Regions from separate parts of the Homo sapiens genome. Here region 1 is linked to region 2. The links are chromatin loops, found by intact Hi-C in ENCODE. Cell type or tissue: PC-9. All regions are shown on one strand. Each heading gives the region's core, and the rest is flanking DNA. Links, peaks and the distances in the headings are about the cores only.

Region 1 (15,078 bases), core at 6,064-8,563, 65 kb after region 2:
CATATTTAATAATATCTACTACAGATAAGTCAGTGAATCCCACTCTTTACCATGTAGGCTTATCAAAGACCACTAGCAGAAAAAGACTGGTCTAATCCTGAGAGTTTCCTTGGAGGACTTCCTCTTAGTGTAGCCCCACCTAAGGCTCTGGGATGTTGGAGAACAGCCGGAGAGAGAGGACCAGTTCTGTGGCTCTCAGCTAGGTTGCAGGAGTCTTGGGGGTGGGACGGAGGATTCTCAGCTGATTTTCCCTGCTTTTCCTTAACATCCCCCACTGCTTGAAGGAGCTGTTCCACTTGCATCTTTTTCTTATATTGTGCTTTGGCTCAAATATTTATCTGGAAAAAGTCCTCAAGAACTAAAACCTTTCTTTGTATCTTGAATCAGATCATTTGCAAGTTCCCTCTGACTGTAAGCTGATTTTGTGACTTGGTGTTCCCGAGACCCCCAGTCCACTTCATCTCATCTTTGATTTTTAAGCCATTCTGTCTTTCTTAAGCTGACATTTGAATTCCTAGGTGGTTCTTTCTGCATTTCACCAGCTTACAGTTGTGACTCATCCTCCTCATGTTGTTTTAAGTCATGAAGAGAATCTGAATCCAGCAGGAAAACTGAGAGCCATCTTCATAACAGTGAAAGTTTCTGGAATCTATAAAACATCAATTTGTATGTAGAAACTGAAGTTTAAGAAAGACAAGCTTTTCTCTTAATTTAAATTATTGCGTCTCATGGGAAATTTAATTTTTTAAATAAATCACATATTCCAATGAAGCAGAAAGCTTTGCTAGATACACAGTGAAGATGTTTGCTTTAAAAATTGTTCTTTATTCAGCTAGAGAGGAACCAGGGGAATACAGGAAGATAAAAAGTGCTGAATGGAATATACAAGACAAGGTTTTGAAATCAAGGCTAAATTAATCATCTCTCCCTTTCAGTGGGCTATATCTAAGCAGAGGCTGGCAGATACTCTCTGACTGTCAGATTTGACTATGTTATTCTCTACCAGAGGATGCTACCAGAATGACTGTCCCAGGGTCCATGGGTGCCAGGATCTGTTAACTGATGGCAATCTTCACCTGAGGAACTGCATGTATCTTCAGGGATCTCTTGCATGCAAGTGAGACAACTATGGTTCAAGCTGCTTAAGAACCAAAAAAATGGGGATGGGAATTTGATGGCTTGGGTAACTGAAAAGCTTAGGGTTAGGCTTCTCTTCAGGCTTAGCTGATTCCAGGCAATCAAATGATGTTCTTCAGTCTCTTGCTGTCACTGGTTCACTCATTTCTTTTTCCATCTCTTACCTCTGCTTTCTTCTGTGTTGGTTTTATACTTGGGCAGCCTTCTTTTATGTGGATTTCCGTAACAGAATCAAATGCATATCATATTGGCTTCTTACCTTTGGCTTTCAATAGAAAGATAGATTCTCTTTTATATATAGACATACAGTAGTTCCAGCAAAAGTCCTAGAACTCACTCTCATTGGATCAGGTTGGTTGGCATGTTGCTTCTGAACCAATCACCACAGCCAGGAAGATAGGTCTCATAGTCTTACTGAGCAAACCTGGGTGGATATCACTCCTGGAGATGGAAGGTGGAGGTGGGCGCATTCTTAAAACAGAGGGATTGAGAGTGGGGAATAGGGCATACCAGAAGGGGCAATGAATGCTAGTCAGGTAAAGATAATAGCTATCCACTATGATATGGTTTGGTTGGGTAGACTTGAGGGACCAGACCTGGGGTGACCCATGTTTGCCCAGCTGATCCCATTGGGTGATTTCTTCCTGTTTGATTTCCTGCAAGGTACCTCAGTTGTTGGCATGATTCTCCTGCCATCTTGCTCCTGGATGTTGAAAGGCCACACGGTGTCTAATTTACCAACACAGACCTGATCTAGAAGGCAAAGACAAGTTCTATGCCCACACTTTTCCAACTGTAGAGTTAAGAAGTTATTTCTATCCTCCAGGCTTAATTTTTGGCTATCAATATTGAGCTAAAGACTATTGAAGATTTACAAAATTATGTATCAATTTAATTTTACTATAATTAAACACATTTTAGTGAAATTCCTGTAGCTTCCGTTATTGATATTTTTCACAACAATCCTCTGACATATACAATTAGCCCTATTTTACAGGAGAGAAAACAGGGTCAGAATGGTAGAGAACTTGTTAAAGGCCATGCAACCTGGAGAATCCAGCATCTATGTGCTTGTGCTGGGTTTGATGCATTTAGGGATGAATAAGACATTCTCTGCCCTTGAGCTGTATGTAATTGCTCTGTGTTTATAGTTACATAAAAGAATGAGTAATATGCCTCTATGGAAGTAAAACAGAAGGAAGTGATTAATTTTACGTAAATGTAGTCTAGGAGACAGAAGGGACATTAGAGATGGGTCTTGATGAGTGAGTAGGAGTTTCCCACGTGGATATTGTGTACAGGGGGTCGTTTTTTCACTGAGTAATGCGTGAGTTTTCTATGAGATGGAGCTGCCAGTTTCAGGAAATGTAATGTCACCCTTGACTCTGCCTTCTCCTTTTACCAGAAGGATGGCCACAGAGATCTACATTAGTATTAGTTAGGTGCTTTCATTTGCAAAGACTAGAACTCCTAACACAAATAGGCTTAAATAATAAAGGGCATGTATTGTCTTATCTAATTGAAAAGCACAGAATTAGGGCTGACTTAAGGCCAAACTTGATCTGTTGGCTCAACAATATCACCAAGGATCTGGCTTCTTTCCATCTCTCCGTTCTGTCTTATGCTATCTTTCATATCCTTTGGTGTCTTTATCAAAGGCTGGCACCTTTTAGGCCCTAATATGACTGAAGGAGCTCCTGGGGCTAGATGCTTCCTTCATCATGCCCAACAGGAAGGAAATGGCATCGTTTCCAGGCACTTTCAGCAAGACCTGAGAGTCACTCTGATTGGACTGGCTTAGGTCACATGCCCATCCCTGAACCCATCACTGCTGCCACGGAACAGAGAACATTGATAAAGTTGATTTCCCTGAAGCCACATGGATCCCCAAATGGAATTTTGCAGACTGATGGAAGGAGGAAGTGGACAACGGATGCTATATTAGTCCGTTTTCACACTGCTGATAAAGACATACCTGAGACTGTGAAGAAAAAGAGGTTAAATTGGACTTACAGTTCCACATGGCTGGGGAGGCCTCAGAATCACAGTGGGAGGTGAAAGGCACTTCTTTACCTGACAGCAGCAAGATAAAAATGAGGAGGATGCAAAAGTGGAAACCCCTGATAAAACCATCAGATCTCATGAGATTTATTCGCTACCACGAGAACAGTATGGGGGAAACCACCCCGTGATTCAGATTATCTCCCACGGAATCCCTCCCACAATACGTGGGAATTATGGGAATACAATTCAAGATGAGATTTGGGTGGGGACACAGAGCCAAACCATATCAAATGCTCAGAAGGCATATGTTTTGGTAAGGCATCAAAGAAATGTTTACCAGAGCACTGAAGTTTCCATAGTCTCTCTTTTTTGGGCAGTAAAGGTTCTATATAGCTCCAAGACATAATCTTTGATGCTCAGTCTATGACAACTCAAATTCTAGGCCTTTCCTTGGATAATTCAGCCACTGAACTACCTTTTGCTTCCCTCTGTAGTCTCTTCTTAGTTAGTACTCTGGACAAACTTGCTTTGACTTTGTCCAAAGACACCCATTCTTTATTAGTATATGACGAATTTTGTGGACAGAGAAGAGTGCTATGGGCATGATGGCATACTTACCACACAGAATGATCTAGAACTTTGTAGCAACTAATGTCCTAGGCCTTTTCCAGAGCTGCTTTCTTCAAATGGGGCAACAGACGTGATGCCGCATTTTCTAAAGCTCTTCCCAACCTCCAAAACAGCTTCTTTTCTTTCTGCTGAGGAAGCTAAATTTACTTTCAGTCCTCAAATGGTGAAAAAAAGGGGAGCCTCCCCAGATGTCTCACACTGATAAGAGGAAGAAATATCCAAAGCCATTAGCCAGTGGTGACAAACAGTGTGTGAATTGTAACGGACGCAGGGTGGCTGAAGAAAAGACTGAGTGGTTGGAGACAGGCAGGCAGGCCTGAGTTTCAAATCCTTACCCTGTCACTTTCAGCACTTTGGGATGCTGAGGCAGGCAGATCACGAGGTCAAGAGATCGAGACCATCGTGCCATCATGGCCAACATGGTGAAACCCTGTCTCTACTAAAAATACAAAAATTAGCTGGGTGTGGTGGCACGCATCTGTAGTCCCAGCTACTTGGGAGGCTGAGGCAGGAGAATCGCTTGAACCCAGGAGGCGGAGGTTGCAGTTAGCCGAGATTGCACCACTCACTGAACTCCAGCCTGGGTGACAGAACAAGACTCCATCCCCACCCCTCCACCCCCACCACCCCCCCCCCCAAAAAAAGAGGCAGGATGCCATGGGGTTGAAGAAAACAGGCCCTGTAGCCAGGCTGCCTGAGTCTGAATCCTGGCTCTACTGTTCACCAACTGTGCCTGCGTTCATGTCCCAGCTCTTCCATTGACTAAGCCTGGATCAAGAAATAATCCCTGAGTTCTAATCTGTCATTCAGGTAATTGCGTTCTTATGTTTCCTTTTGTCATTTGGCCTTCCAACTTAGTTGGGATGATGGTGGCTGTCACTTTATCTCTTTGGCCTCAATTGTTTCATCTGTAAAATATTGATACAAGTAATGTCCACATTATAGGTTGTTGTAAGGATTAATCCTCATTTAACTCATTTACAAATTTTATGCATTATATATGTATATATTATATATACCTTCATATATATGGAAAACACTTGTAACAGCATCTAGTAAGCACGAATGATGTGGATAGATAGACATATCTTATAGGGTTGCTGTAAGCCCTAGAGACTTTGCATATATATTGTCTGGCAATAGCAGACACTGAATAAATCTTAGCTATTATTAATAATTATTATGTTGATTGAACTGTTTAATAATAATGTGATTCATCTAAATAGAGCTTTATAGTTTCTGGAGTTCTTGCTGCCAATATGATCCTTCTTGAGCCCTACAACCACTCAGTGATGGGGCTCCTATTCCTCTGTCCAGTGGCTCTCAGGGAAGGGTTGGATGCCTCTCCAGGGTCTCCTGGCCAGGTGGTCATTAGCAGGACCAGGGTGTGAATCATAGTGAGGAGCTTCCCAGTCCAGGGCTTGTTCCACATCCTCTCTTCCCCCATTCTAAAGGCCTCCCAGCCATTTGTCACAGCCTCATTTGAAATGCCTGTGCTTCTCATCTGTAATATCCTGATTGTCCCATTAATCTCCTTTAAGCTTCATGAAAAATACAAGGGGCTGGATCAGGAAATAGCCACCAAGTTCTAATTTTGCATTCAGGGGATTGTCTTCCATGGACGTGAAGAGACTGATGTTTCCCATTTGGCCTTTGCCTTTCCAACTAAGTCGGGGAGAGCTGTCATTTTCTGAATTATCAACCAGTTTACAAGGTGGCATCTATATTTTGCCTCTAATGTGTCTGTACTTTTGTTGCTTCTCTATCTTCATATCATCCTCTCCCTAGTAGATGTTCTACAGTACTGCCCAGAGGGAGTGGTAAGAAATGTCTTTTGATAAAACCTTAAAAGCTTAAAACTTCCAGTCACTTTCTTTTGCATATTCCTTAGACCCTGGCCATAGGCCAGTGCTCACTACAGAAGGAGCAGTGTTTGTTTTGTTAACACACACACACAAACACACACACACACACACACACACACACCCTGTACTGCAAGATCCTAAATTTTAGACTTAGTTCACTGTTTTATATGGTAGCCACTAGACACGAGTGGTTGTTTAAGTTTAAATGAAATTACAGGTTCAGTTTCTCTTTGCATTAGCCACCTTTTGAGTACTCAATAGCCATGTGTGGTTAGTGGCTACCATATTGGGCAGCACAGATAGAGAACATTTCCATCAATCACAAAGTCATATGGGACAACATTTACCATAAAGGGGAAAGGGAACGGGAATGGGCACATGAGTGTAGTGTTCAGTTAAGTAGCATCACGGGACAACAGATGTGAAGTAGTCCTCTTAACTCTCTGCATGTATTTCCTCTGTGATTTCCAAAGGACCACTAACCAGGAGAAATAAGAAACTGTTGTTTTCTGACCCAACACCAGCATGCAATGAAAGTAGGATATTTTTCATTCTATAGAGAACCGTCAATGTGTATTTTGTTATCTGATTTGAACCCTGCACGCGGACAGCACATTTCACGTGTTTTAGCCCATTTGTGGCTGGCACAGGTGTGGCCAGAAAGCCAGCATAGGATCTTGTTTGTGTTTAAGAGAGAAGTTCAGGGAGACTATTCAGGCACATTGTCTGGCAAGTCTAGCACTGGTCAAACCCTCATAAATATTCCTGTCCAATCTGAACTTGAAATGTTCTTGTTGTGGACACCTTTGGTGAGCCAGTCTACTTGAGGACAATCCAGTCTACTAGTTTAGCTTCAAAAAGCATGCACTAGAAACAATTAGAAGAACAGGGTTGCTTTTAAAGCTATCAGGATGGTGTTTGCTGTTGTTTTGTTGTTAAATATCAATGGGTTACTCAATGGTAATAGATCTAAAGAGATGAACATTGTTACATGAATATTGCAAGAAATTTGTGGATCTCTTGGGGACCCTCCAGACCTAGTTTTGAGAATGACTCATATAAACAATTTGCAGAGTCTAATTCATATACTCAGACTAGGGTTCTGAATTCTTTTCCCCCTGGGAGGAAGGAAAAACAGAGGATAACATTGGTTATCTGGGGTAATAAGAAAGCAAGGGGCAGACTACAGCTGCCCTAAGATCTGAGATCTGAGTGACAGAGCCTAGTTCAGGGAGGGGCTGACATGCTGCTGAAATGGGCTTATCCAGCCACACTCAGAGCTCTAGTGAGTATCAGGGTCATTGTGTTCTAAATCATCTGTGGCCAGCTTACCAAATAGGCTGGAGTCTGGCAGAGAATATCTATAGAATTTTCCACAAATCAGAAATTCTGGTTTCCAGAAGGATAAACTTCCCCAAATATCCTGGTGGTCTTGAGTTAATTGTGGCTTCCTGGGAGTTTCTGTCGTTGGTAAGGGTCACATTTTCATTGTCCCTTGACCTTTAGTCTTCTCAGAGTTGACTGGTAACATTAAAATGAGCATGTCTTCACTTCTGTCACTTACAAAGCTCTTAAAAAATTTATAATACTTTAAACATATCACAGTAATAAAAGCAATCGTATCTCTTTACATTGTTGCAGTCTTTTGGATAAAGTCCCCTGAAAGCATTGTCCTGGTGGTTTTCAAACTTTTTTCTTTGATCTTTCAGAATCTTTGTTCAAATGACATCTTGGCTAGACTCCAACATATAGCACAGATAAAAATGGAGTTGGGACTGCAGGGAGAGAAAGGGTGGAGCCCAGCTCACTGGACCTCTGCCTCCACCCCCAAACCACCCTCTAGCCTTTGAGTCAACCACTGAGTCACCGGTGAGCAATCCCTGTGGTTGCCCAGAGCATCATCCCACTAAGTCCTCATAATCACCAGGCATGATTGTGAGGTCATCACAGTGAATTGGTGCACCCCTGGAGGTAGGAAGGCAGCTGAAGAGGGGAGAGAGACACCCTCCCCACCCCCATATGAGGATGGTCTGTGATGATATGCATGCAGGGGAAGGGACTTATCCAAGGTCCCTGATAGATAGGGACTGGAATTTTGGCAGTGTCTTTTCTAGAGTAGAACAAATTTATCAGTTGAATTTGCTGTAGTTCTCTGAAGGTTTCTTTGGCCACATTAGAATTTTTGAGCCCTGGCATCCAAGTAGGCCAACTTCAAAATGGCTGTGTGCTCCACTCAGAGATTCTGCTGTGAAGACTGGCAGGAGATTTTTTAGCCTATTCTGAACTCCAACTGTTCCAGTTCCTCTTGCTTTCCAGAGGTGTGAGCACCTGGAAGCCCCTGCTCTGGTCTACACCCCAGGCTCAAGATTCATCCTGCTCACTCAGCCACTCATGCTGTCACCAGTGATAAAACTGTAAGTGTCAGCAGTTGCATTTGATTCTTGCACAAGAAATAGTTACCCTCTAAAGACTTGTTCATTCTTGTGCCTGTAAAGTGTGGTGTGCCCTATGCATCAGTATTCTTGCCTATGAAATGGGCATGTAGGCTGGGCACAGTGGATCATGCTTATAATCCCAGCACTTTGGGAGGCCGTGGCTGGTGGATCACCTGAGGTGAGGAGTTTGTGACTGGCCTGGCCAACATGGTGAAACCCCATCTCTATTAAAAATACAAAAATTAGCCGGGTGTGGTGGCAGGCGCCTGTAGTCCCAGCTACTCGGGAGGCTGAAGCAGGAGAATCGCTTGAGCCTGGGAGGCAGAGGTTGCGGTGAGCCAAGCCGAGATCGTACCACTATACTCCAGGCTGGGTGACAGAGCGAGACTCTGTCTCAAAAAATAAAAGAAGAAATGGGCATATAAATAGATCTACATAAGACTCACTGGAAGTTTAGAGCTCTTTAAAAAAATGGACAACAAAAAGTTTTTCCAAATAAATGTTGATTCTGGGCCTGGAAAGTTTGAGTGGCTGGCTTCTCAGAGACAGTTACTACCATCCATGCTCTTTAAAGTTCCATTGCTCTTATTCTAACCTTGAAATCAAAGAAACCAAAGCTGTGGTTTCTTGTCTGACCTTGGCTAATGATTTTCTGATTGACTCTACATGCAAAAGAACTGCTGATAAGTTTCTTATAGGGGAGAAAAGATGATGGGGAGAAAAGGAACTGAGTTCATTTCCTAACCTCAGTTTCCCTGCTTACTCACCCAGTGGGTTGGGAGCCACTTGCTGGGTCTGAGTTTCCATAATCACCATAGAAATGGAAGTAATATTATCCTTTTGCCCAGTCGATGGGAGGATGGAGGAATGTCTTAGTCTGTTTGGCCTGCTGTAACAAGATACCATAAACTTGGGGGGCTGATAAGCACATTTATTTCTCACAGTTCTGGAGGCTGGAAAGTTCAAGGTCAAGACACCAGCAGATTTGGTGTCTGGTGAGGGCCCGCTGTCTGGTTCATAGATGGCACTTTCTTGCTGTGTCCTCACATGGTGGAAGGGGCAAGGCAGCTCTCTGGAGGCTCTTTTATAAGGGCATGAATCTCATTCATGAGAGCTCTGTCTCCATGACGTTATCACCTCCCAAAGGCTTCATCTCTTAATATAATTACATTGGTGATGAGGTTTCAACGTATGAATTGGGGGTGGGCAGGCATAAACATTCAGAGCATAGCAAGGAGAATTCAGGGATTGCATTAAGAAAGTAAGTTGCTGAGCAAAGGGACTCATCTTCAAAGTCCAATACAATCTTTATAATCTTACAAAAAGCTTTCCTGGTTTTAGAATTAGCTCCAAGGAATTTGGCACTAGATTTTAGATTTGCTCAGAGAAAGAGTGTGAGAGAGAGAGGGATGTGGCTTTTGTGAGGAATTCCAGCACCTTCCTTTGCAAAGATATGCCCTAAAGAACAGTGGCGGCCTATCCTCAGGACAGAAGCACTTAATTTTGTCTAATTGTGTCAATTTCTAGGAGTCATTGGGAAATTCAGCAGCTAATGAAGATGGCCCTGTTCTGTCAGGTCCCTACTGGAATATTTAAAATTCTGTTTTTCATACTTATCAGCTAAAAGAATTACAGAAATATATTTCTGGATCCTGTGGGGAATAAGAGCAGAAATATACAAAGCTTCTTCTTTCAAGACGGATCCCAGCAGCCCAAGCTAATGTCACAGTTGTGTTAAAGACTATTGATTCCAGCAGGTTCTGGGCTGGGTCTCAGCTTCCCAGGACTGTTCCAGGCTGACCTCCTTTCCCTGGTTCCATCTTTTTTTGGGACTTCTGTGGGCCTTCATTCAGCATGTGGCTTGCGGGTGTCCAGGTCTGCAGGCATACACACCTCTCCTGATCTGAATCAGAGAACAAAAGATAAAGGATCGAGGACAATGGCCTCTTCACTTTTGCTTTCTCTCTTCTTTGGGTTTTACTTTGTGTTTCCAACAGCCAATGGAAGGCTGTTCTATTTAGGGTAAATGACTCAGACTTGGTACATCTCGAATCGTATGTCAGAGCACACTGTTGCCCCTCAAAGCTCAGGAAAGGCTGCATACTCTATCTCCCTCTTGATGGTTTCCTCGTATTTACAAGTTAAAGACCATAGATGTCCTGTAGTAAAGGGGTTAGCTTGCCTCTGTTTATCCCGGTGATTCTAGTGAAACTAAAATGCTTGTTTCTATGGGGCACAGTCCAGATGTGTTGTTCACTTGGATTGACCAATCCTTTCAATAAAGTTTTGATGCAACCATGTGAATCCCAAGTTTTCAGCACTTAGTTTTGTGACCTTGAGCAAGTCACCTAATCATTACATGCCTCAGTTTCCTCATCTGTAAAAGGGGATAATAAAAAGCATCTACTTCACAGGGTTGCATTGAGGATTAAGTGCTTTAATTAAGGTTTTAGTACAGTTTCTGAAATATAATGTATTCTATATATGGTAGCTATTATTATGTTAGTATCCATTATTATTTGCTGGAATCTTTTAACACTGTGCTGAGTGTTGGTACTGTCTTCTTATCATGTCATAGAGCATGGGGTAGTATAAGAATCCTACCTTAGGTCAAAGGTCACAAAGCCCTATTGTTTTATTCCCAATAGTCTTACAGGGAAGATGCAGTTGTCCTTGTCTTATGGAGGAAGGAGGTGAAGCACACCCGAGCGGTAAAGAGGCCCCTGGTCACACAGCCCATACAGGAGTCAAACCCTGGCCTCTGGCTGCAAGCCTGCCATCCCCAAGCGTCTCTCTAAAGCTTCTTGTCAACCAGCCTCAGACAGGGGCCCACAGACACGAACCTCATCTCAGCGTTGGTAGGAGGCACCTTCCACTTGGATTCTCTTCATGTGGTTAAGAGAGTCCTGAGTTCCAATCCTAAGTTCACTCGTCTCTACCTCCTTGCCTTTGTGCAGGTTACTTAACTTTTCTGACCATCAGTCTTCTCTGTTGTAACATAGGGATGGTAACACCCATTTCTTATGCATGCAGTGATGCTTAATGACATAATGTAGGTGGGGTTCATGCACAAGGCCTGGTATATGATGAGTGCTGGTAAATCTTAGCTCCCAATGACACTGTATCAGGCTCTGTGCTAGGGTGCTTTACGAAAATGATCTCATGTAATCCTCACAACACATCAGGATATTGGTACTCTTCATTTTACAGATGGGGAAACTGAGGCTCTGTGGGATTAAGGGACTCACCCAAGGTCATAAAGCCAGATTGTGACATTGAGATTCAAATCTTGGCAACCTTACTTTCTGGAAACACTTTCCCCCTTCCTCTTCTTTAGACCCACATGCAGGCTGCTTGCAGACTCTGTGCTTGGCCATGTTTCTTGGTCAGCAGGGCAGTCGGGCAATGGGCATTTTAATCATGTTTATGCTGGACAGGGCTGTCCCTTGGGCTTGAGGACAATGTTCTTGAACCAGAAGAATATGGCAGAAGTATAATGCCATTTCACCAGGACAGATGCATCAAATTCCATCTTGGGTCTGGTAATTCTGCCACAGATGGTGGCCCATTGATATGTGCATGCTTGGCTGGGGTGAGAGTCTGTGCCAATGTCACAGGACACAGCAACCCCAATGAGTCTGTTTACTTATTTAACAGTCAAGGTGACCAGAAGAGACACTTTCCAACAGGACACAATGAGGAGGTACCCAGCAAGTCTTCTAGCTGATTGGGGGAAGAAACCCAGTGTATTACAGGAAAATGAGAGAGTGCATTTGAATTTGTTTCTAATCTGAATTTTCCATATAAACTCTAGTTAGCAGTTTCAAAACTGTGGACGCACTTCAGCCTAAGGGACAAAAACAAAACAAATGACCCAAGGTACCAGCTGCAAGATGCTGGAATAGGAGGGAGGGAGGGAAGGCCAGTGAGAGGGCAAGATTATTAATATGCTTTTCTTACTAAATTGGCTTTCAGAATCAAGGGGAAGAACCAAGGTGGGTTGTTAAGGGAGTACTGATTTAGATGTGCTGAGCAGTTGAAATGTTTTTGTTTCTCAAACATGAAAGCACTTGGCTTTGCATGACTGGGTTTTAAATTGCTCAGCAAAGCATCACTTGGGGCTAACCTGAGTCTGTGAAGTTCCACAATTCAGGAATGATGGTTACTGCAGCACTCTTGTGTTTCAAGGTTCGTCATGAAGACTAGCATAGATTCCACTGTTCAATTAAAGCAACGTTTACCATGATATTCCTATTTTCCATGATGCAGGGTCCTGGGAAGCATCTCTTTCAGGAAGGGAGTATGTATTCAAGGTCAGTCAGTATATGAATGTGTCTGAGACTTGGATGGCTCAAGGGGATAGAGCTAGGTGTTATCTGGCAGTCGCAAAAGTGAGAGATGATGACAAGGCCAAGGTAGGTAGGAGAATGGGGATCCCTCATTCATTTATCCCATCATTATTTATTGAGCACCAACTGTGTCCCAGGCATTGTTCAAGGTTCAAGCACAAAGCCGTGTTCAATGGGTTCAGGTAGAAACATGCACAGTTACATCACAACAGAGTAAACCATGGGAACTGCATGGTGCAGAGTAGGGGGTATTTGCATGGCAGTTGAAGACCTGTGTCGGACGCTGATGCTTCTATAATAACCCAACTTGGTTCCTCTCCACTTTTAGAGCCAATTAATTAGGAAAAACACTTTCTTCCTTCCCTCTCTGTCATTCTATGTTGGCATTTGTCCCCCTTGGGTTGATGGGCAGACACAGGTATGAAACCCATAACTTCATCTCTCTGGGATTCAGTTTCTGGGCAGAGTGGGCAAGGGAGGCCAGGGTCTTCTAGACTCACTAAGTCAGAAGCATCTCCTCCTGATCTTTGGTTTAATTTTTCTTTTGAAGGTACTCAGTCCATGATTTCAGATTAGGGAGGCACCACCTGGCAAAGGGGGAGCCTGACAATGCAGGGCAGTTCTAAGTACCAGGCTTGGGACCGATTCTATGGAGATATGGTAGATGGGACTACCCTCAACTGAATAATGTGTGAAGAGAATTTAAGACCATGCCTGATACATAGAGGGTCCAGTGAAAGTTGAAGGCAAATAACCCTGGTAAAGAAGGCAGGAAACACAAGGAAGCCATTCATTTATTTATTATTCATTCAATCAACAAATATTTCTTAAATATTTATACCAACAAAGCATGGAACCTCTAGCCAAACTCTCTGGTTTCAAATCCTGGCTGTTTTACAATATCTGTATAACCTTGAGCAAGTTACTTAATTATTCTCTGTGCCTCCATTTCTTCATTTGTAACATGGGAATAATCAAAAAGAATAAATGAAGATTGTTATGAAGACTAACACATGATTGTTATTATTATCTTTTTGTTCATTTATTTAGCTGTGTCCTTAGTCTGTTGCTTGATTGGTGTGGTGTTGGGGATGTGGCCAACGGAGACAGGAAAGGTCTCCGTCTTTACCCACCTTATATTACAATAGAAGAGTCAGATTATAAAAAAATAATAAATCAATAAATAATACTTTAAGGTAGTGATGAGTGATGCAGGAAACAAGAGAAGATGATTGTGGAGTGAGTGATTACTACGGGTGAGGTCCAATGATAGAGAGGACTAGTGAAGAGGGAAGACAGTCAGTCTACACAAAGATCATCCTGTTGAAAAATATGAAATATGCAAGTCTTTGGAATTTACCCAAAAAAAAAAATAGAGAAAGCATTTCTTGAGTTTCCAAGAGAGGCAAGCAGGATGAGCCACCAAAAATAAGTACGGTTAAATAAAGATTGATTCTGGGACCAAATAAGCTTCAAGATAATTATTTCTCATGGTAGTGAATCAGTATGTCTCACAAATGCATTCATCTTTTCATGTTTTCAGTACCCAAGGTCCTTGATGGATGGATTAATCCTCCTTTTCACCTTGCTTCCTTCACCTGATCCCTCACCTCTCAATGAATTGAAATTAAGGACCGTTCATTTGGAAAAACCTATTAACTCCCTGCTTGTCGATGGCTTACTTTCTACTCAGCCTGGCTGGGTTCCACCTCTTAGCTCGTGAGCCCTCACGCAACTCTGCTGTCTCCATTAGTGTCCCTTGTGGGCTGGTGGCCGAGGCAGTTAGGCTTATGAATATTCCAGTTGCTCCTGTAAATTTCCAGCATCCACTGTTAGGCAGGACATGAGGCACTAAGGGATGTGCATCACTTCTGGGCTGGGGCAGGGGATGCCTGTGTGTGGTGGTGCAGTTGCTGTCTTCCCTGATGGCACTGAAGAGACTGTGGCTTCCAGGGTTGCAGTGCAAGATGGCGGAGCTTCTGATGCCTAGGCCCATGAGTGGGCAGGTGGAGCAGAGCCCAGGCTGCCTTTGTCTTCATAGGTCTCTAACTTCTTGACTTCTCAATAGCCTCAATGACTGGTTCCTTCCTGTATTTGGTAGGTGATTGAAAACCTCTTAACACATGAATTATTCAGTCTTGGCTAGGCCTTCTCCTAAACAGTTGTCTCTGGTTCTTAAAGTTACCTTTTCCTCCTCTCTAAAATAACTTACTTACCTTTTCCTGCCACGGACACTATGACCTCTTGGTTTTATTTTCTTGATTGTATTTGGCATTCTCTGAAATTGTCTTATTTGTACATTTATATGGGATTTGTGTCTCCTCGCTAGAATATAACTCTTATCTATTTATACTCCACTGTATCCTCAGTGCCTACAGCAGTATCTGGTTGAAAGGGGTGCCTGATAAAAATGTGAATGAAATGAATGCCAACAGCCAGGAAGGCACCTCATCCCCCTCCCCTCTGCCACCCCCTTTATCAGGGCTGGGCTGTGTCAGCTCATTGAGGCAGTAGGGAGTATGGTTAGGATGATGGACTGCCCGGGCTCAAACACAACTTCCCACCTGTGTGATCTTAGATAAATTCACCTCTCTGTGCCTCAATTTCTTTATCTATACAATCAGGACAATGGCAATACCTATCACATGGATTGTTTTT
Region 2 (15,078 bases), core at 6,787-9,286:
GTTGTGAGTAATCCTCTCTCAGAGATGCCCAGGTGAATTGTTGAATGAATGAATGAATGAATGAATGAACACAGATCTTCATTCCTAGCCCCAGGCTTCCACTATGGGTATATAGCAGTCCCTGTGGTGAGAGCACCAGCTCCAGAATCAGCTGCTTACTGACTTTGTGACTGTGGGCAGGTGCCTTGACCTCTCTGAGCCTTCATTTGCCATATGGGGGCAGTGCTATAAATAGTTGTAAGGATGGAAAAGATTAGGGCATGTGCATTACTTAGATTCATACTTGGCATATAATGCTTTATAAGTTAGAAGGAATGTGCTAGACACATCCAACAACTCTCAGAATCCTCACAAATCTGCTGCAAAGCACTTATAATTATTCCTGTATTATAGCTCAGAAACCTGAGGTTTCAAAGGATTAACTAACCTGCTGTAGTTTGCAGAATAAATTAGATTTTAACACAAAGCAAAACAAACCAACAAAACAAGGCCAATATGCAAACCTGGGATTGTCTGACTCCAAAAGCTTGTCTTCCTTGACAGTGTCCCATTCCTCTGCCAAGCTGAATTCTCACCTCTGCAGACAGAGGCTGAGATGTTTGCATTTTGGAAGCTCACCGCCTGGCCAAAGGCTAACATATTGTTCATGGATGGACTGGACATTTGAAATTACATGCTGGCCTTGGGAGGGAAGAGAGAAGGAATGCTTGACTTCCACGGGGTGCCTCTGCCTTACCCATCTCAAAGAATCAGACCCCTCTCTCATTTTTCAAGGGCCTTGGGGTGAGCATCCTAAAAGTCTCACAGTCTGTTGCAGCAGAAAGCGTGGCTTTGTCCCCCCTATAAAACATCTGGAGATTTTCAAGTTTGTGCAGACCCCATGTGAGCAGCCAGCCCTGGGTTGGCATGGATTGGAGAGGCAGAGAAGGCATTCACTTGGCTCTGATTTTTCATCCTGTGGCCTCAGAGCTTCAGAATACAGAGTCCCTACCCCTGGTGTCTCCTTCCTCTCCATCCACCATGACAAGCTGTGTCCACATTCTCTTTTTGGCTCTTTCCTAAGGTATCGGGCACAGGACTATGTCTGCCCAAGAATAAAAATTATACCCCTTATATTTCCAAAAGGAGAGGCATATAATTTATGACTAAAACTGGGGTACTCTGACTGAAAATATCTACTGCTTAGCCGTTTCTATGTCGATTAGAGAAGGTGTTTATAGCTCAGAACTAGAGGAGAAGAAACCATTTCTTTGTCACTGAGAAACTCCTTGCCAGGGTCTCTCAGTGAGAAACAGGACATGTGGAGCCCAAGATAGGGCAAAGCCAAGTCTCCTTATCTTATTTAGTGACATTTTTTTAAGAGTAAAAAATAATCACATGCTTTTTGCCAAATCCAGCCCTAAGGCATGGATCCAACAAAACATCACATTAATTAGATAATCTAATTTCCAAAAACAGACCCCAGCGCAGACACCCACTGTCTAGCAGTGATGACAAAGGGAACAGACAGCTGACATCGTGGCTTCCTCCTTCAGAGTTCATGTGGACACCTACCAAGAATAAGGCCTTGGCCAGAGCTTTATCTGTCCTTGGACTAGAATGTTTCTTAGTGATGCCATAACAACGGGGTTGACTTAAAACAATGTTAATTTATTGTCTCACAGTTCAGAAGGCTGGAAGGCTTAAATCAAGATGTCAGCAGGGCCAGCCTCCCTCTGAAGCCTGTAGGGTTTCTCCTTCCTTGCATCTTCCGTGTTTCTGCTGGTGGCTGGCAGTCTTTGACTTGCAGCCACCACTCCAGTCTCTGCTTCTTTGGTCATGGGGCGTTCTCCCTATGTGTGTCTCTTTCCTCCTCTCCTAGGGACACCAGTCATATTGGATTAGGAGCTCACCCTACTCCAGTATGACCTCATTTTAACTTGATTACATCTGCAAAGACCTTCTTTCCAAATAAGGCTTACCTTCACAGGAACTGGGGATTACTATTGAAACAAATCTTTTGGAAAAAAACACTGCAACCCATTACAGGTGCCTAAGACTAGAAAGATGGGTCAGAGCTGCTACTGCCAGTGTGAGAAAGTGGACAAGTTGGAGTTCACCTGGGAATAAGATCCTTGGATGGAGGAGCAAACTCCAGCTAGAGGACCGAAGCCTTGAAATCATTTATTCTGCAGATCAGTGTTTCTCAAAACGGGGTTCCCCTAGCCATCAGCATTAGCGTCAGCTGAGAAACATGTAAGGCATGTAAATTCTTATGCTCCAACCTAAGCCTACTGAATTGGAAACTCTGGGCTGGGGTAGTTTCTTATTTTAATAAGCCTTCCTGGTGACTCTGATGCACACTAAAGTTTGAGACCCATTCCTCTAAATTCTGCCGTCTCTCCTCACTGCATCACTTTTCAGTGGGGCTGCCCTTGGACACTGGCAGATATTTTGGGTTAAAGAAGAAAGTTATTTGGTCAAAATGAGTGTGGGCAGCATTGTATTGGTCTATGTTGAACAGGTTCCTTGACTGAAGGCTATCTCTGAGCTTTTGCTATGCTGTATGCAGTGAGCATTGAACATTTGTTAGAAGAGGAATGATGGCATTTCCAGATTTCACTGCAAAGAGAAGTGTCCCTTTTGTATGGAGTTTCCCATCAGACTGGTGTTCCGTGAATTTACACTGGGAAACATGGCTCTAGTCCACATATCAAGGCATTCAGTGAATTTTTATGAACCGCCTTGTGAGAACAAGACACTGTGCTGGAGAGATACATCTGTGAACAAGACGTGGCTTCCGTCTCTAGGAAACTGATAGTCTAGTGCAGGAGCTGGCACACCACAGGCTGTGGGCCAAGTCTGGCCTGCCATCTGTTTTTGTATGGCCCATTAGCTAAGAATGGTTTTCACATTTTTAAATAGTTGAACAAAAATTTTAAATGAAGAATATTTCATGAAACATGAAATGGTATGAAATTCTGATTTCAATGTCTCTAAATAAAATTCCGCTGGAATACAACCACACTCCTTTGTTTATATATTGTCTAAGGCCACTTTTGCCCCCCAGCAACAGAGCTGAATAGTTGCAACAGAGACCATATGCTAAAGCCTAAAATATTTCCTATCTGGCCCTTTACAGAAACAATTTGCCCACCTCTAGTCTAGTGAAGCAAAGAGGCCCTGAACAAGTACTTGCAAATGCCTTGAGTGTTATGAAGGAGCAGTGCAAAGACCACATGATTGGAAGGTTTTATTGACTGATAGCAATGGTGGTGGTGGAGTGGAGGTGGAGGGTGAGTTAGGAAAGGCTTCCTGGGGAGAGATCTTAAATATGAGTAGGACATCTGGAATATGACTGTGTGAAGAAGGTTGTTACAGGAAAAGGAAACCTAGGACATGCAGATCCCTGAATTAGAAAAGAGGAGTGCTCATTGAAGGAATGCAAGAATGTCCAGTATTGCTGTGGATTAAGGGAGGTGAGGCCAAGAGTATTTCAGTATGTGGCCAGATGCCTGGCAAAGGCCAGATGTGCCAGAGCATCTTCGACGGCCATGCTGAGGGCCTTAACTTTTGCCTAAGAGCAAGGGGGAGTCCCTGAGAAGAGTTTAAGCACAGGCATGATGTGACTGATAGAAACCTTGTGGTATCTCTCTGGCTTCAGTGTGGAGAATGAGGGGCAGAACTAAGTGGGAATTGTACCATTGCATGATACAATGTAAATGATTATGAAGCTTAGGAGTCAACCAGGGGAGAGAAGCTGAGATGGAGAGAAGTGGGTAGATTTGAAAGGTGAAGGTTCTCTGTGATGCTTGGCCTCCCTCCTGCCAGGCCCTTTGTGTTCTCTGACAACCTAAAGAACCTTCCTTCCTGGTTACTGGGTCTGTGCTCTTGGACCCTGATATATTAATAAATATTGATTGTTTGTTGCACACCTGCTACAAATCCACCAGGCCCAGTGCTAGATGCTATGAAATATAAGAATTAATAAGCCCTGGCTCCTGACCTCAGGTTCTTAGCCGGGAGACTGATGGATGTAGCCACTGGACTAGAATGTAATGAGGACTGATAAGCAGAGAAACAAGTGATATCTGAGGGGACTGATACCTGAAAGGAAGTATTGAGCAAACAGCCCTGGAGACGTTAGCTCTACTGAAGAGGTCTGGAGAGGCTTCATGGCAGAGGCAGCGTTTAGGCTTTCTCTTAAACAATGTGTAGGATTTGGGAAGGAGAACAGTGGTCATTAATCCAACATGAGCACAATGACAGGTCTATTAACAGCCTCCGGTGGGTGCAGGGGAGGCTAGGGGAGCCATGTGGCTGGCATGAGCCATCAGTGGAGGCTTACAGAGAGCAAAGAGGTGCTCCTGTTTTGGAAACTCAATCTAGACTCCTGATTGCTTCATGTGCCTGACAGTTCAGTGAAGGCTGTGCTGGGACCATGAGTTACCCTCAGCAGTGGATCAGCAGGGCAGCAGAAGACCCACTCTTTCACTGATGGCCAGGGCCCTGCGTACCCCAATTCACTTCAGGCCCTTCCAAGGCAGGTACAAATCATGAATCACATTCCCCTCTCTATGACTTTGTTTATAGGCAGAGCTCTAAAGCTGGGATAACAGCAAACTGCATCAACAAGTTCTCTGGGGCCTCTAGCCCATTGATCCTATGACTTGTTGTGATTGCCCCTGACCTCTTCACTTTCTTCTTCAGTTTGGTGCTTTGGCCACTGGGACCAATGACTTCCACTGAAGTTTTCTGGTTCTCAGTCCTGCTTTCCAGGGCTGTGACACAGGGTGATTTGCAGACTGATTTCTGTCCTGTGCCAGAAGATACTTAATAAATGCTGGCAATGACGATGGGTCCCTGAAGAGCAGTTTGCCCAATTTATTTTTTAAAGACTTTAAAAAAATAGTATAGACAGAAAAGTCTATAAAATGAAAAATTACAAAATAGCAAATTATTATAGAAAATTTGTGTCACTACCACTGAGTTCAAAAAATAAAATACTGTCGGTATCCCCAGAAGCTTCCCTGACCATCCCTTCTCCTTGGCTGGCGTCTCACCTTTGACGTCTCAAGTTCAAGAAATCTGAGTAACAACTCTTTCTGCCTAGCTTCTAGTAAGAAAAACAGCTGCAAAAGGAGAAAAACAAAACAAAACAAAACAAAGAGACTTGGGATTCAGGTAACCACCTGACCTTTCTTCCGGATCTGCTCCTCCAAAAAAGGTCTCCATCCCTGTCAGTGCTAAGGGCTGGATGGTTAGTTGTTATGGAGACGTGGGGCGTCTTTCCAAGACGCCAGCAAAGTTGATGCCTGCAGCGCTCTGGCAGGTCCCTCTGCTCTGCAGGGCTCTTCTCTCCTTGCAGTTGGCAGATCCTTATAATAAGAGACTTCTGAGATGTAAAAGGAACTCTCCCCTCATGTGACCTTCATGCCAGTCCCCCTGGTGCCACCCCACCTCAGTGCAGTAGCTGAGCAGTAACAGAGGGACAGCCAGTTTCCCTCTGTCCAGGGGAGATTGTGGGTCTTCAGGTGAGAGTGTGGCGGCACTAACAACAGCCTAGTCACAATTCATTAGTAAACTTGGCATTCAGGTTACTGACATTTTTGCAAACTGCACTTTCTAACAATTACCCTCTGGTTAAAATCTGTATTTGTAGAAGGAGGCCAGTCTGAAAAGGAATGAGGGGAAGAACGACTTCCCCTGGAGAAGTCTGAATGAGGTGGCCCTCTCTTCTAAAAGAAAGGTGTGTGCCTTTTGAGATTTCAATTATTGAGCCACTTCCATCGGGAGCTCTTCAATTATTTATACTGGGTGTGTTGCAAGTAGATTCACCAATTTAGAAAGTTGGGGGAAAGAGGGGACATGGTAGGAGGGAGGCCCCCGTGGATGCAAGTGTGTGGGCAAGTCCTTTTGGCTTCCTCTTGGCTCTTTTTCTGGATCCAACTTCATCGTAGGGCTGGACCAGCCACTTTGTCAAGGGTATCCTCCTCACTGAGGTCTGGAGATGGGGACAGGGTGTGGATGCCCCTGGGTGTAGGGAACCGACACTTCCAGACACTCGGTGAGCTCTGTCTGGGTGGAAAACCTCATCAGAAGCCAGATTGAATCACACCAGTTTCTAAGACATTCCTCAACCATGTTAGGCAAAAGAGTCCCCCACTGACAAGCTGGGGTAGAAGGAAACCTGATATAATTTTGGAAAAAAACCTTACTTGAGAAAGAAGGTTCTCACAGCTGCCGAGTCTCTCTCGACGTCCAGGGTTGGAGGGGTCCCAGGCCATGGAGAGAAGATTGATGGGTCTAGCGGAGCCAAGTAGAGAGTTGAGGCTTTGCAGGGCCAGGCGCTTGCCATCCTTAACTCCCATTAGGGATCGAGAAGGAAAAGGAGAAGGAGTTCTCTGAATCCAATGGAAAAAGAAGTCCTGTCTCCTTTCCCTGGGCTGTTGAATTGTTTTTATTTCACATTAGCAACTGCTCTGGACTCTCTTGTGTTTGGCTGCTGTGTTGGAGACCTAGATCCAAACTAGGGTGTGTGGGAACCCAGGGACATAGAGGCTGAAGTTTTGGAACCCAGCCAGTTCTTCCAAGGGGTGAGGTCAGAGGCAGAGTCCAGGGAGCAGGGCAGCTCTGGGAGCCTGGTTCCTCAGGCTGGGCTGTGCTCGGAGCGGTAGATCCTGACTGCCGCTGTATGCCTGGTAACCTGGCCATCTTTCTGCCTCCCAAAGTCTGTCTGTCTTGCTAGCCCTTGGTTTCCTGAATGGGGATCATCTTAAGTGTGGGGAAAGGCTGTCTGACGACCTAATTGGGACAGCTCTTTTGACCCGAAGCCAAGCCCCATCCAAGTTCAGCAAATGGAAGAAGCGGGAACATGTTCAGTTGGTGAGGTCTATAGGCACAGACTGGATTAGGTCCTAAATCATGGTGGAAATTTTCCTGGCACGGGACAAATCCTTTTGTAAACAAGAACATTCATCTTTCTTTTGACTGACATGCCTGGTAGGGCATGTGCCTCTCAGAAGCTCCATGTCATCTGATCTCATTTGGGATTTAGTGTTTTTATTTGAAAATGTAGCTGCCCTGAGGAACAGCAGTTAGGAGCCAACCCCCAGTTTAAGCTTCAAGTCATGGAAACTGGCCTGGTTTACCCAGACGTCAGTGATGCCTGGGAAAGCTCTTGCTTTTCCAGTGCCCACTGAGCAGAGATTTAATTTACTCAATCGGTACGTGTCTGTTAAGCACATTGCTGTATGCCAAACACTTTGGGCATAAAAGGTATATAGGCCTTGCCTTCAAGGATTGTCCAGGCTAACTGGGGCAATGCAACATGCATGGACCAAAAGACAGCTAAGTACCTGTCCCATGTGGAATTGGGGGAGCAGATGTGGGCCCTGGAGACAGGACAGGGAGAGCTTTGGGGAGATCTAGCCAGGAAGGAGAACTTCACTGCACCTCTGGGATTTGATCAGGGAGGATGAAGATGGTTGGGGAGCAATGGGGAGAGCATCCCAGGAGTGGGAACAGCCAGCACGGAGGTGTGGCAGTCAGGAGGACCAAGTCATAGCCGAGAAGTCAGGTGGAAGAGCAGGTCAGTGACGAGTGGGGAGGGCAGCCGGCAGCCTCAGCTCCAGGCCTTGAAGATCAGGCCTTGAGGAGTTTGACTTCTATGCTTAGGGCATTGTGGACTTGGCAGGATTTTTGAGATTCCAGAAGATATGAGCGAAGAGTGAAAACAAAGCAGGACAGAACAAAAAACAGAATTTCTTCATTTATTATTTCAGTGCACTGTGAAATGCTCACCGTGTGCTAGGTGCTGTTCAGGCTTTGAGGATGTGGAGTGGGCAAATCAGGCAGACTCTGCCCTGACTGCTAGAGAATAAGCACACGTGTGTGATGAAGGTGGTAGTGGTGGGAAGCAAAGAACAGCAGCGAAGGGGATGACCGTGTTCCCTTCCGTGTGGGGCACTGGGCTGTGACTTACATTGCTCTCGGGTTACTCATCTTTTTACTCCAAATTGCTTGGAGTCCTCTGTTGACTCTGAAGGGAATATTCAACCATAAACAATTCATCCTATCTGCTATCTGTGGTTGAATTCTTTCTTCCCAGTTGCCCCTTGGGTGGTGGCTTGGGGCCACGGTAACACTTGTAGTATTTCCCGGGAGGTTGTTATAGTTCTGTGCATTTCCTGCAGTAGTGGTAGTGAAGGCATTAGATGCCAGGAACTCAGGCGGTTGGTATGGCCCTGAGCTCTGAAAATGCTTGCCTTCCCCTTTCCCCTATTGTGTGGGCCAGCAGCTTGCAGAGCTCCTCCAGCCCTGAGAGACCATGCCTCCATCCCTCAGACCCTACCTTTCCTGGCCCCAAGGCTGCCTCTGGCTAGTGTGACAGACACACCCTGGGCCCCTGAAGTCTGAAAGCCACATTTTTCGAGGGGAACCTGGCCACTATGAGTGTGGAATATTGGGGCCTTAAATTTCCTGCCTGTAGAATGAGGCATTTGGGCTAGGGGAGTGGTTCCTAGACTTTTTGTGGGATAATCAATGAATTTTTATAAAACAGAATATCACAAGGCCACCAGCTTTTTATTTTGACAAGCAAAAACATAAAAAAAGAAACTGTCAAATGCCAGCTCTGCCACCATTGTCATTTCATTAAAAGGACATGTTAATACCCAACAAAGGAGTAACGATATAATGTCAAAGAAAAGGACAGTTCTTCCTGGGAGAGGCCCTTCATCAGTTGTCTTCCACTGACACACACAGTGCGCTGTACTGAGGCTTTTCATTCCGTACCACATCAGGGGCAGCACTGCCCTGTGGCCATGCAGGACCCATGGGAACAGAGCACCTGTGAGCTACCTGCAGGAGCCTTTGCTGAGGAGAGTGAGGCTCCTTGGGGGCTGGATCCTCCTCCTGGTCTACAGGATGGCAATGGGCTCCCTCCGGTAAAAGTTAACTTGGCACGAAGATTTCTGCATTCTTTTATGAACATGAGGGTTTGGGATTTCCTGTGTGTTTGGTTATCCATATCCCAGTCTGCCCTGATGAGAAACAAATGTAATTTTTGCCTTCCTGCTGGGCCCCTGCCACAGTTTTCTTGTCTGGGCAGGTCTTGAGCTGAGCTTCTGGGGCAGGATGGGCTGCCCTGCAGACTGGCAGCTGAGTCTCCGAGTCTCTGATGGACAGCAGGCTGTCTTGGACCCTGCCAGGGTCATCCTGGCTGAGGACTCTACTAATCCAATTCAAAGTCTCTATGGCTCTGATAGTGGACTCTGGACTGTCACTTATATTTTCCAATTTTATTAAGCTAATTGAAAGAGAAGGAGATTGTTATTTTACAAATACGGCACATTGGCCAGGATGTATGTATTAGCCCTGAAAGTTTGGAGGTTGCCTTACTAATTTTAGGCAGCATATGTGGCCATTTGAGAACATATCTAATGTCTAATGAGCATTGTATTCCCAGGTTGGATCCCCGTCCCCTAGCCCATTTCTCCAACTCTCTGTCCGTACATAGTGGATTATAACTGAATTTAGATGTCTGTACTACAGGATTTTGTTACTTAGAAGCCATAGGTTGTGAGATGGTTGTTTCAGTAGTAGTAGTAAACAGAATTTTATATGGAGATTCCATCTCTGTTCTTGCACATTGGACCTATCCCAAGACAGTGTGGAATAGAGAGAAAAAATATGGCCTTCAGAGTTAGAATGGACTAGATTGAAATTTCAGCTCTGCCACTTACAAGATGGGTAATCTTGGAAAATTACCCAATCTCTCTGAGCCTCATGACATTCCTACCTTGCAGCCAGGCGTGGTGGCTCACGCCTGTAATCCCAGCACTTTGGGAGGCTGAGGCGGGCAGATCACTTGAGGTCAGGAGTTCCAGACCAGCCTATCCAACATGTTGAAACCCCATCTTACTAGGAAAAAAAAAATTACTGGAGCATGGTGGTGGGTGCCTGTAATCCCAGCTACCTGGGAGGCTGAGGAGGAGAATCGTTTGAACCTGGGAGGCGGAGGCTGCAGTGAGCTGAGATTGCATCACTGCACTCCATCCTGGGCGACAGAGTGAGACTCTGTCTCAAAAGAAAAAGAAAAAAGAAAAAAAGAAAAAACATTCCTATCTTGCAGGCTTCTTGTGAAGATTAAGTTGGTGTAAAATCACCAAGGACAGAACACAGTAGATGTAAGAGGGGATCAGTGATCTCCTGAGCACCAGTTGACCCCCTTGGTCCTCAGGGAATGGGAGAGCAGCTTTGAACCTGGCTCTGAGAAGAGCTGAAAAGGAATCTGTCCTGCAGCATTTCCCGGGGGAGGGAAATGATGCTTGATTGACTTGCCCAGGGTTACAGAGCTGAGACAGTGCGTGCAAAGTAAGGGACTTAACAATCCAGGCCTCCGGGTCAGACAGTTTAGAGCTGGACAGACCTTGGGGAGTGTTTACATGGCTCCCTGCATTTGAGACAAAGAAACCTGAGGCACAAGATGGTAAGGACTTGTTAAAGGTCACCTGGCCTTTTTCTACCATGAAGACTTCCAAAGAGTAGTTGTTCACACCCAGCGCAGGGGTGCTTCTAAGAGTGAGAATCTGGACAGGGCACCCAGAAAGCAATGGCTAAAAATGCCTCAATGGTGGAGCACTGTAGGTCCAGCCGAGACACCCAGTAAACTCACAGGGCTTTCTGACAGCTCGGGGTAATCGGTTAGGTCCCAGCTTCTTTATAAGTTCCTGTTGCCTGAATCTGTGGACAGTGTGTCCCTTCCCTAAAGGTACAGCCCACAGTTAGCAAACACAGTAACTGCTAGGTGAATTAATCAGTGCAAATGTCTTAAGCCCTGCTGGTGCAGAGTCTCCGGGGTGCAGAGCAGGAGAAGTGATGGCAGCCAGGGAGAGGTTGGACTATGCAACTTCCCAGGGGCAGAAGTGAACTCTGCCACTCCTGACACCAGCTCTAGGAAAGACCTGGGTCCCCTGTTGCCCTATTTCTCTGGTCCTTGAGTCTCAGAGTAACCACCTCCTCCATCCATTCCCTTTGCAGAACTCTTGCCATGAAAACCCCAGCTGGTGGTGCCCATGCTATGCTTGATTTGCTTGAGCTGCTTTGGGTAATCTGCCTAATACCCTAATATGCAGGATTATTGGTACCTGGGAGAATGCCCGTGGCTGGGAAACCCGCCCAGGAGGTGAAAGAGGTTGCTGGGTGGATGTCCTCTTTGGCATGGGAGGGGGGACACGGAAGACCCAGCCCCAGCATTCGGGGCTGGTGAAAACCTGAGGCGAAGGAGAGGAGAGCAGCCCGCGGGGAGGGACCAGCAGCCCCAGGGCTTCCTAAGGTATTGAGGTTCAGACACTTCTGGATCTTAGGCCAAACTGTGCCACAGGATGTCATAGTTATTGTCATGAAACAAAGCATTTTTTAAAAAGCTAACATGGGGCCGGGCGAGGTGGCTCACTCCTGTAAATCCTAGCACTTTGGGAGGCTGAGGCAGGTGGATCACTTGAGGTCAGAAGTTTGAGACCAGCCTGGCCAACATGGTGAAACCCTGTCTGTACTAAAAATACAAAAATTAGCCGGGTATGATGACACACGCCTGTAATCCCAGCTACTAGGGAGGCTGAGGCACAAGAATCACTTGAACCTGGGAGGCAGAAATTGCAGTGAGCTGAGATCACGCCACTGTACTCCAGCCTGGGCAACAGAGTGAGACTCTTTCTCAAAAAACAAAACAAAACAAAACAAAACAAAAAAAAGCTAACATGGGCCTATGGACTTTTACTCAGGGGATTTCTAATGTTTTTCCCCAGAAAATCCCTTCACTCAGATGCAGTCTAGCACAGAACCATAATAGGTGAAATTGCTCAATGCAGAGGCGCTTTTATTTCCGCGGGGTCCGGGGCCCTGCCTCCTCTGCCCTCCCTTGGTAACCAGCCCCCCTGGGGCACCTCACAATGCTGGGCCTCAAGGTACAGAAAACTGTGGATTTAACTCACCACCCCCTCTCGTCTCCCAGATAGGGACTCTTCTCAGAGAGGTTAGGTGACTGGCCCAGGGCACACAGCCTGTGCCTGGCTTCATAGCTTCTGGTCCAGAAGGCTTCCCCCTGCCCCCACCCTTTGGTAGGAGAGAAGGAGCCCTTCTGCATTGTGCCCAGTTGAGGACAGCAGCATGTGGGGCTGCTGGGTCAGTTTCAACAGACGAGAGGAGATGGGGCAATGGAGTGGCCAGGGAGAGGGTGGGGTGGGGCTCCTGGCAGATGGAATGAGTAACTCAGAGCGCAGTCCATCAATGAAGGCTCAGGGGAAATGGCCTTCTGATGTTGACCAGGAAAATTTGAGGACAAAGGGGCTGTGAGGCATGAGGCCCTTCCTTCTCTCACAGCCCTCTGGGGGTCAAGCATCCTGGGACTATCCCATGGTTCCAGGGTGCTGGGCAGAACATCCAGCTTCCAGGGATGAGAGGGGCTTCCCAGCCCCTACTCTGGTCCCAAAAGGGCTAGCGGAGATGGTTTTGTGCTAACCTGATCTCTCCTGTTCCCTGTCAGAACCCTACCTCCCACTCAGGTGCGTCAGGCCCGGCAGAGCTCAGCCTCTTAGTGCTGGAGACCGCTGGGCAGAGCGTGCTAAGGACTCCAAGGATACGCATGGCGAGGGAGGAAGCCAAATCTTCCTTTAGCAGCATCTGCATAGAGAACCGTGGTTCTTAGCAGGAGGGCTTCACAGCCCGTCAGCTTGGCCACGCTCATTTCCAATGTGATACTCTGCTCCACGAAGGGTGAATTTATGGTTCCGGGCAGGTTCTTGGCAGAGAAAGGAACTGTGTTTCTCTGTCCTTGATGGAACTGCCCTCCATAGGCACAGGGCCCTGGAAGAAGGGTCGTGATGGTACAAGCAGTACCCAGAAGTGGCATGAATTGAGTGCTCTTCATGTTAATAAACCTTTCGTGGGCACTTTGCAGCAGCCAATAATCCTTGCACATGCATTCTCCCGTCTGCTGCTCACACTGTTCCCGGGAGGACAGCAGGATGGGTACGTGTCCCTTTTTGGCATCAGACAGCTGGATTTAAATTCACACTGTGTCTTCCTGGGCCAGCTACTTAACCTCTCATCTGTCAATGGAGGACATTAGTACCAACGTCATAGAGTTACTATGATCATGCTAAAAAACAGTAGTCGATAGTATAATTATTGTTAGTAGTACTATTTACTAGTAATATCTATTCTAGATTGTGCATGGTAAGAACTGACTTTCCATTTGCTGTAGCTCTCCTCCCTCCTCTCCTCCTTCCCCCACTCCTTCCTTCCCTCCCACCCACCAAGATTTGTCAGGTGCTTACTCTGAGCTCACAGGGATTCAATATTGAAGATACAGCCATAAATGAAACAGACATGGTGAAACCCCCATCTCTACTAAAAATGCAAAAACTAAACAGGTGTGGTGGCACATGCCTATACTCCTAGCACTCAGGAGGCTGAGACAGGAGAATCGCTTGAACCCAGGAGGCAGAGGTTGCAGTGAGCCGAGATCACGCCACTGCACTCCAGCCTGGGTGACAGAGAAAGACTCTGTCTAAAACAAAACAAACAAAACAAAAAGAAACAGACAAAAACTCTTTCCCTCATGCAGCTTGCAGACAGCACACAATGATGAAGTAAAGGAAGCAGGTGGCAGACACACTCCGGAGAAGACAGCACAGACAGGGAGAGGTCGGGATGAGGTGGAGAGCTCATGGACAAAGTGAGGATGTGAACCAAAGCTCGAGAGAAATGAGGGTGCAGCCACGGGGATCTCTGGAGCAGAGGCAGAGGCCAGTGCAGACAGCCCCGAGACGGGACTGGGTCTGGAATGTCCTGGCAGCATGAGGAGGCCATTGCATCTGAAGTGGAGCTAGTGAGCGGCAGACTCGCAGGATGACAGGCACGAGTGGGGCTGATTGGGTGTGAAGACTTCACTTGTCCTCTGAATGGGCCAAGAAGCCATAGGAGGGTGTTGGGTACAACAGTGACATGATTTCAGTTACATTTTTGAAAAGTATTTTTCTTCCCAGATGGCCTTTGCCTAAACAACTTCCCAGATCCTGGATGAGGAACCAGTGTCCAAAGAACTGACACGTAGTTAAACCCGAGGCAGACTTGGAGCTTCAAGGCTTGGCTCTAGGCAGGCAGCAGGGAGGGGCCCTGGGATCCCCTCAAGGCGGGCCCAGCCAGCTTCTCATGCCTGAGGCAGTCATCCAGCAGGTGTGGTGCCTGCAGTGACCTTGGTGCCTGGTTCAGCTTGACAGGTGTCAGGAGTGTGCCTGGGGGTGAGAGAGTCCAACCGGGTGAGAGCAGGTGTGGCAGCAGCTCACCCTGTCAGGGAGGGTGTGCCCAGCATGACAGGTCACCTGCTGAGACTTGGCAATTTGACATCCTGTTAGGGTGCAGGGTGACAACGGGGGACCTGCCCTGCAAGTTGCAGCTGGGTAGGAATCTGAGTGTTGAGCCCTGCGTTCTGTGAGGGCTCTGGCTTTGTGGCACAGGACTTCTTTCTCCAGAGCAGCCCTGCTTCCTGCCCAGAACCAGAGGACAGTGACTCCACTTGCCTGCCGTTTGTAAAGCAGTTGCTTTCAGAAAGGCAATGCTCTGTTACCAGATTAGGGCTCCTGCAAGAATCAGGCAGGGTGACAAGGCAGGACTCATCCCTGTTCATAGAAGAGAATATGGAGGGTTTGAGGAATGACATGACTTGCTGGAGGCCACCCAGAAAAGTTGGACTTGGTCCAGAGTATCTTTTGATTTTCATAGTTCTTCCTGCCACACCACAGACCTGAGAGTCCCAGTATACTGGGTCTAATTCAGCAAGGATGAGAGACGGAGACAGCCAAATCTGAGGGATGGGGCTGTGGGGTCCTAGGATTAGCACAAGCTTGCTCTCCTGTGCTAGACCAGAGCAGCTGTCGTGGCTGGGGAAGGCTGGGCCCTTTGAAGACAAGCAGGATTAGCCCTTGTCGTGACCCTCACACCTGAACCCAGTACCAGGCTAGGTGGAGCCTTCTGCCAGTCCTAGGAACACCCTGAACTCCAGGTTCCAGGCTGGGGCAGCAGAGTGACTGTCAC

The links. Hi-C counts contacts between places; a loop is a spot of excess contacts. Peaks named below come from ENCODE experiments on the same cell type or tissue, not always from the same donor. Only the 100,000 strongest peaks of a DNase experiment are listed, where the experiment ranks them.
Region 1: a loop joins it to region 2, with 5 times the contacts of the local background. A loop is called at or near these places in 2 of 110 quality-filtered maps.

Annotation. Positions count from the first base shown.
Region 1 is chr10:77,343,301-77,358,378 of GRCh38, reverse strand. The region is part of intron 2 of KCNMA1 (potassium calcium-activated channel subfamily M alpha 1); the gene reads left to right. It overlaps KCNMA1-AS3 (KCNMA1 antisense RNA 3), which reads right to left and starts at 7,507. Exons shown (of 6, transcript NR_126365.1): 1 at 6,969-7,507; 2 at 3,760-3,969; 3 at 3,151-3,210. RefSeq lists an enhancer at 6,906-8,105. In PC-9, for the core only: no CTCF peak of the experiment used is centred there; a DNase peak (open chromatin) is centred at 7,498; H3K27ac peaks cover 559 bases.
Region 2 is chr10:77,409,498-77,424,575 of GRCh38, reverse strand. The region is part of intron 1 of KCNMA1 (potassium calcium-activated channel subfamily M alpha 1); the gene reads left to right. Among named protein-coding and RNA genes, the nearest start is that of KCNMA1-AS3, 66 kb to the right of the region's middle. RefSeq lists an enhancer at 13,804-14,303. In PC-9, for the core only: no CTCF peak of the experiment used is centred there; DNase peaks (open chromatin) are centred at 7,695 and 7,965; H3K4me3 peaks cover 931 bases; H3K27ac peaks cover 2,390 bases.